Regions from separate parts of the Homo sapiens genome. Here region 1 is linked to region 2. Evidence: read pairs that join two places in POLR2A ChIA-PET (ENCODE). Cell type or tissue: GM12878. All regions are shown on one strand.

Region 1 (4,000 bases), 170 kb after region 2:
CCCGCCCCTGGGTGGGAACCACTTTCATAAAAGGCACTGGCTTGGACTTGGGCAAACGGAACTCTTTATCCTGAAAAAGTCACTGTAACTAAGCCAGGCTAAGGCAAAGCCTCCTAATTCAATCATAGGCCCTAATTAAACGGCATGCACTGGGGAGAAATCAGTGCCCTGAGGGTGGGACAAGAGCCTCCTAAACATGGGTTGCTGCCAAGCCACCTGTGACTGTGCCAGTGTCACGGCTGCCTCGCCAGGGATGAAATGATGAGCTGTTACTGTAAGACTGCACGAGCAGCTTATGAAATGGGGAAAGGAGGGTTTTCCTTCTAAAGTTCTCGGTGGAGTTTTTCCATTTGGTCTTAGAGGAGAGGTAAGGGAGAGGCCAGCTGTTACTTCCAGGTAGGATTCAACAGTTTTTATTTTTGAGACAGGTTCCTGCTCTGTCACCCAGGCAGGAGTGCAGTGGTGTGATCTCTGCTGATGGCAGCCTCGACCTCCCGGGTTCAAGAGATCCTCCCACCTCTGCCTCCCGAGTAGCTGGGACTACAGGTATGTGCCACCACGCCTGGCTGCCTGGCTAATTAAAAAAATTTTGTTGTACAGATGGGGTTATGCCATGTTGCCCAGGCTGGTCTCGAACTCCTGGGCTCAAGTGTTCCACCCGCCTTGGCCTCCCAAAGTCCTGGGATTAACAGGCATGAGCTACCGCATCCAGCCAGATGCAGCATTTTAGAAGCTACCTACAGCAAACAAGCACACCCAAAGCAGGGTCTTCACTGGCGCTGGAAAGCTGAAGGCCGAGCAGTGCCCCCACGTGCTCAGATGAGAAATGAGTGGCGGTGGCGCAATGGGCTGGCTGTGGCCCTGGGTGTGCGGGGAGGGGCGGGGCCTCCACTCTCAGGTGGGAGCACTCCTGGCCAAGAGAACTCCCTTCTGGTCTCAAGTCCATCAGGCAACAGGAGCAGAGAGGCCAGATAACAAGGTAGGGGTGGAGGACCAAATCGTGTCCCAATCTTGAGACGGAAATGGAGTTGCTTCCAAGTCAGCTGTGCATCCTACTGACTGTCAAAGCCAGGCCAGGGACACCTTGGGGCGGGCACCAGAGGCGGGCTTCCTCCCTCAGGAACACTCAAAGCAAAAGGGAGGTGTCAAGCTGGGGTTACACAATGTTCTCGCCAACACCCAAATCCACCCTAGTGCGGTACCTTTCTCTGCCCAGCAGGCCAGCGCCATCCTGAATGTAGTGAAAACCACTGTTGGTCCCACAGAGGAAATTCCAGTGGAAACCCCGGTCCTGGAACCGACTGCCCCATCTGGAAACACAGCAGTGGGCAGATCCCACCCCCTCACCCCCTCCGGCCCCCCTGCAAGCCCAGCTGGCACCCACATCCACCCAGACCCCTCTGCAGGCTCCATCGCTTGCTGGGACGGATGGGTGGGTGCGTCCACGAGTCCCAACCAGCCTGGAAGCAGCGAGAAGCCAAGGCCCTCCAGGCTCCCTCCCACCTCACTGCTGTTGCCAGGTGTGGCCCGCCCCCCAGCACAGGGAGTGAGGAGACTGGGCATCCTCTGCCCTCGGCTGTGGGCAGTCCTGTGAATGACACAGCCATAAGCAAGCACGTGGACATGGGGGCACTCGCCAGCACACATCCTGAGATGGTGGCGTGGGTCTGCCCCCACCTGCCTGTCAAACCATGGCCCCGGCCTCCTGCAGCCTCGGCGTCTTCATATGGGCTGGGCACTGTTGCTGCCCACTGTCTAAGACACCTATCCACAGCAGAAACACAAAGGACATAAGCCACACTGCCTTCAAACAAAGGCAGGGTCCTGCACAACGGCGCTGAGGCCAGAGGCTCACCAATTCTGCTTTTAAAGCCAGTTAGGCAAAGGGAATCTCGGTTTCCACTGGGAAAGGACAACACGTGAAGTCTAGGGAAGTGGATTTCTAGGATTCTATAAGGCAACAGACCCTATATGGAGACGGTAAGGTTCAAACCAAAACACACACAGACGCACCCAAAGCCGCAGGATCCCTCCGTTGGAGCTCACCCGGCCACGACCAGGCAGTCAGCACTCCAACTTCCTGGTACACTGGTGGGAGTGGGGTGCTGTCAGTGCAGACACAGGTTTTTTAGCTGCCACTGCTGGGCCCTTGGGTTCAGGTCTGCACTGCTGACAGGGACTGCTGCACTTCTCTTACTTCAGAAATTCGTGGCCATGACCAGGTGCGGTGGCTCACGCCTGTAATCCCAGCACTTTGGGAGGCAAAGGTGTGCAGATCACTTGATGTCAGGAGTTCGAGACCAGCCTGGCCAACAAGGTGAAACCGTCTTTACCAAAAATTAGCCAGGCGCGGTGCTGCACACCTGTAATTACAGCTACTCAGCAGGCTGAGGCACAAGAATCACTTGAACCTGGGAGGCAGAGGTTGCAGTGAGCCAAGATTGTGCCACTGCACTCCAGCCTGAATGACAGAAAGAAAAAAAAGAAAAAAAAAGAAAAAAGAAACTGCCAAGTACTCCCAGGAGACAGCCACGTCCAGCCAGCTCCTGACCACCCAGCAGCCACCCGTATATGGCTTGCTTCTGCTTGTGGGTCAAACAAAACCTAATGAAGGAAAGAACCCAGTCAGAAGGTTATCTCAAACCACTGCAGAGCATCACCAGCTGCCCCCTAACTGGTAAGGCCATGGGCTTTAGGAACTGGGTGATCTGAACCCTGGTGCATGGGAGATCTTTTTTTTTCCTTTTTTTTTTTTTTTTTAAATTATATGGACTTTTTTTTTTTTTTTTAAGTAAGAGCTAGTTGGAATCTTTTGAGCCCTGGGCTTCCTAAGGGACTGTATTTTTGCTTTTCATTGCAGGTGTGAAATGACCAGTAAGAGAGCAATTAATAGAGTCTATGTTTAAAAAAAAAAAAAAAAAGAAAGAAAAAGTGGCCAGGTGCAGTGGCTCATGCCTGTAATCCCAGCACTTTGGGAGGCCAAGGCAGGCGGATCACCTGAGATCAGGAGTTCGAGACCAGCCTGGCTAACACGGTGAAACCCTGTCTCTGCTACAAATACAAAAATTAGCTGGGTTTGGTGGCACGTGCCTGTAATCCCAGCTACTTGGGAGCCTGAGGCAGAAGAATTGCTTGAACGCAGGAGGCGGAGGTTGCAGTGAGCTGAGATCATGCCATTGCACTCCAGCGTGGGCAACAAGTAAAACTCCGTCTCAATAAAAAAAAAAAAAAAAAAAAAAAAGAGAAAAAGGTAGCAGCAGTAACAGCAAAGTCTCCAACTGAAAGCAAGTTCAGGGGAAAAGGCAGGGTTCAGAAGAGTGTTTACAGTATGCTATACGTAGTGTATTTTTAAAAGTCTCTATTTGCTTTTATATGCACAGAACACTTCTGAAAGGATACACAAAGACCTGATTTTTATGACTGGTCACTAGGGAGGGAACTGAGGGGCTCAGGAAAGAAAAGGAAGGGAGGCTCTTTCTAGTAAATGACTTTTGATCCTTTTGAATCTGGCATGATCTCTGGTACTTAAAGATCACTGTCGGAAGTGGGTCTTAACATATGGAAGAAGAAAAGTAAAAGGATCAGTGTCATGATCCTAAACACATCATGCCAGCACTGAGGAAGCTTTGGATTCTCTGAGCCTTTAGTGCTGGGAGCAGGGGTCAGCCCGTTCCAGCACCTCAGGGGGACTGCTGCAGACACTGAATGGGACCGCTCTCTGCCGCCTCAGGATAGCTTGCAGGCACTCATAAAGTGGGCATCTTGAACTTCCTCCCTCAGCCTTCAACCAGAGTCAGCCTTCAGGCCCTCATCTCTCCACTTTTGAGCCCAACTCAATCAGCTCTCGCAGTCAGCAAAGGAATCCCCTGGCAACACTAGCATTCCAGTTAAAAGGCGGCCACAGTGAAAACTCAGCAGGGCAACTCCACGGCCCCTCTGGGATGTGGGCAGCCTGTGCCTGTCCCAGCAGCCACAGTCTGGAGGCGTCTCCCCAAAAGGC
Region 2 (4,000 bases):
AGAAACATGATGAAACTGAGTGACATCCCGCTCTGTCCCATGACCATCCCTTTGTCCAGCTTCTCCGTGCCATCTAGGCCACCTGCCCGTTAAGTCACTTGGTAGCTGTCTTGCTGATCACATCAACTGTTGCGGATGTGATCACGGATAAAAGTGAACACAAGCCACTTTTATTTGGCTTAATATGGCCCCAAAGCTCAAGAGTACTGATGCTGCAATTTGGATATGCCAAAGAAAAGCCATAAAGGGCTTCTTTTACGTGAAAAGGTAAAAATTCTTAATAAGAAAACAATATCAAATAACAAGGTTGCTAAGATCTACAGTAAGAACAAATCTATCCATGAAATTATGAAGGAAAAAAGTTTGCACGTAATACAAATGGGGTTCAGTATTATCTGTGGTTTCAGACAACTACCGGAGGTCTTGGAATGTATCCCTCAAGGATGGGGGTGAGTACTCTATTATCATAAACAGGAAATGAGGAAGCCCAAGAGATGCTGTGCTGAGGGACACACACTTGGACGGAAGCAAACTGGGGCAAAATCCTCCTGGTACTGACCAGCTTAGGCTAGTCTTCCTTTAAATTGAGCTCACCTCACACAACTGTCAATTACACATGTATGGGGAGCAATCACATTATCCTAAAGCCTCATTTTAATCTACCATTCTCACTTAATTCTCTGAGTTTCTTACCAGAGCTGCTAACATATAATAATAAAACTCACACTCAATTCTATCTCAATTTCTACTCTTCAGCACCCTCTGCTACAGGTACTGGCCAACATAAAACAAGAGGCAAGAAAAAGACTCACATATCCATTAGGCGGGTCATTTTAATCCTTGAAAACTGAGTTTACTTCCTACCTAAGCTTCCATCCGCTTAATACCAAGGTGATCAAGTCTGTGTGCTAAATACAGGAAAAGCCTTAATAGGAGACCCTGCTACCAATTTGTAGGAAATAGGACAAAAAAAAAACAAACCACAACACTTTGAACTTCCACTGTTGAGTATGCAAACAGCAAAATCCAGACTATAGGGAAGTCAACAAGTCACAAGGCCCAAGTTTTTCAACAGATAAAGTAGAAGCAAAAAACTGTAAGAAAGGAATGAAGAGAGAACCTACAGATTAAGAAACTTAAACGACTTACCAGTATAGCCACATGATAAATACCATTAAAAGAAAAAGGAATGAACTTTCGGCTGGGCGCGGTGGCTCACGCCTGTAATCCCAGCACTTCGGGAGGCTGAGGCAGACAGATCACAAGGTCAGGAGATCGAGACCATCCTGGCTAACACAGTGAAACCCAGTCTCTACTAAAAATACAAAAAAATTAGCTGGGCGTGGTGGCAGGCGCCTGTAGTCCCAGTTACTCGGGAGGCTGAGGCAAGAGAATGGCGTGAACCCAGGAGGCGGAGCTTGCAGTGAGCCGAGATCGCACCACTGCACTCCAGCCTGGGCGACAGAGCAAGACTCCGTCTCAAAAAAAAAAAAAAAAAAAAAAAAAGGAATGAACTTTCAATCCACTCAATGGATACAATGGATATTGCTAGACAAAAGAAGCCAGTATGAAAAGGCTACAGACTGTATGAACCCAATGATATGACATTCTGGAAAGGGAAAAACCTCCGAGATGGAGACGAGACCAGTGGTTGTGGAGAGTTAGAAGGTGAAGCACAGGGATTTCTTGGGGCAGTGCAACTGTTCTGTACAGTACTGTAGTTGTGGATGCCTCTGTCAAAATCCACTGAGCTTTAAAGCACAAAGAGCAAACCTTAATATATGCGATTTTAAAAATAACTGATGAGGCCCTATGGAATGCAGGCTGAGGCAGAAGAAACCAATTGTATTACACATATAGGACACAACTCCGCCAAGAGGGGTGGGGAGGGAAGTACCTAAGTAATGTGGAAATGAGGAGGGAGTGTAAGACTAAAAGCAAAAGGAACTGTAACTGAGCACTGTACTGTAAGGGGGGGGGGGGTCAAGTCATTTCCCAAGGGAGTACAGGACAATTCTGAAACCTCTCTTCATGTATACCAAAGCACAACAGGTAAGTAAGTAGATTGTCGACAGTGGGAGCCAGCATTTTCTCTGCTGGACAGAGAAGTTACAGATAAACTGGAGGGGAAGGCTAGAATAATCCCTATAGAAATGGATTAGAGTTGGAGATATAAACATGAACTCATGTAGAGCTTAATAGGGATGCTGATGAATATATATCAAATTACAGACGTGTATATGCACGCATTTGTATATACACACCTGTTTCCCAGCTCTGTCCCTTGAGGGGGCCAAGAAGCCAGGATATCCCAGTAATGATGAACACACCAGTGCCCAGATCTTGAGATCTAATTCCATTCTCCCAAAAAAGAAACTAGGGATCCTTGGAAAATGCTGGAGTCTAAGGCTGGGGCAGAAAACACATAAGATGATCCCAGAACATCGTGTAGTTCCAGAAAGTAAGGAAGTGCTCAAAAACAACGAACAAAAAATAATGTGGCTATGTGAAAGGGACACCGGAGCCAGCTGAAAGAGCTCCCAGTGGATACAGCCAGATGATGGGAGCAACACAACAAACCACACAGCACTGGATGATAACCCAAAGCATACATTCAATATCCACAAGTCCATGTTGATATACACAAATGAATAAACACACGAGTGAGGATCAGCAAATCTTCCATACATAAACGTTCCAAATAATTTAAGTAGCTACTCCATCCTCAAGGAGGAGGAACAGAACTCCCCACCCCGGTAGAGTACCTATGCAGAGTGACTCCCTTCTATTATAAACAGTACATAAAGGAGGGAAAGAGTCACTCCACAGTGGAGAAACCTGGCAAACATGACTTCGGCCATTCAGTCAAGCCCAGCAACCCAAGACATCTTGACAGCATCATCCTTAATTTACGGGAATGAGAAGGGCACTTCATCTCCCTGGTCTTCCTTCCCAAAACTCATAACCACAGCTGAATCATGAGAAAAACATCAGAAAACCAAAACTGAGGGACATTCTACAAACTACATGACCGGGACTCCTCAAAACTCTCAAGGTCACCAAACAGGACAGCCTGAGAAACTGTCACTGTCTAGAAGAGCCCAAGAGGACGTGAAGACTCAAAGTAATGTGGGATTCTGAGACAGAATAAGGACATTACATAAAAACCAATGAGTTCTGAATAAAGTATGCAGTGTAGTTAATGAACTAAATACACAAACACAAATGAGTAGAAGTAAAAGCGGGGAAATCTGAATGAGATGGTGGATTATATTGAAGATAGACTGTATCAATGTCAATATTCTGGTGGTAATTGTACTCCATTTCTGCAAGAAGTTACCCTTAGAGGACTGGGGAAAGATACACAGGATTACTCTATTTTCTTACACCAGTATGTCAATCTACAATGACCTCAAAATTAAAACCTTAAACAGAAAAATGTTTACATTTTAGATCTTTTACTTAGACCCCACTTAGTATGAATGGTGTAATGTTTTGTTGTGATGATTTGAAAGATCCAGTTCACTATAAAATAAAAAGTAAATTCCTCAAAGAAACAAAGTTTTAAAGTATACTTTTAAAATAGCACATATCATCCCAGCACTGTGGGAGGCCGAAGTGAATCTCCTAAGGCCAGGAGTTCAAGACCAGCCTGGGCAACATAGGGAGACTCAGTCTTTTATTTTTTTTTAATAAATAAATAAATACAATAGCACGTATCAGGAAAATGAGCTAGACTATGAAAATAAAAACAAGTAATGAGAGCTCTCTACAATGTGCTCACCACCATCCCAGCACCTGGCTGAGCCAGTAAAGACAGACTGAGGCATTGTTGGATGGCTGGGAGAGGTGGCTCATGCCTGTAATGCCAGCACTTTGGGAGGCCAAGGAGAGAGGATCACTTAGCTCAGAAGTTCAAGACCAGCCTGGGCAACATGGCAAAACTCATGGCTACCAAAAATACAAAAATTAGCCAGGTGCGGTGGCGCATGCCTGTAGT

What was found. ChIA-PET counts read pairs that join two places held together with the same protein. Peaks named below come from ENCODE experiments on the same cell type or tissue, not always from the same donor. Only the 100,000 strongest peaks of a DNase experiment are listed, where the experiment ranks them.
Region 1: POLR2A ChIA-PET joins it to region 2 with 7 read pairs; 17 of 35 experiments call an interaction of 5 or more read pairs at or near these places.

Annotation. Positions count from the first base shown.
Region 1 is chr17:21,201,219-21,205,218 of GRCh38, forward strand. The region is part of intron 1 of TMEM11 (transmembrane protein 11); the gene reads right to left. Among named protein-coding and RNA genes, the nearest start is that of TMEM11, 11 kb to the right of the region's middle. RefSeq lists an enhancer at 3,888-4,000. In GM12878, no CTCF peak of the experiment used is centred here; no DNase peak of the experiment used is centred here.
Region 2 is chr17:21,034,550-21,038,549 of GRCh38, forward strand. The region is part of intron 1 of USP22 (ubiquitin specific peptidase 22); the gene reads right to left. Among named protein-coding and RNA genes, the nearest start is that of USP22, 6.5 kb to the right of the region's middle. In GM12878, no CTCF peak of the experiment used is centred here; a DNase peak (open chromatin) is centred at 1,909; H3K4me3 peaks cover 3,177 bases; H3K27ac peaks cover 975 bases.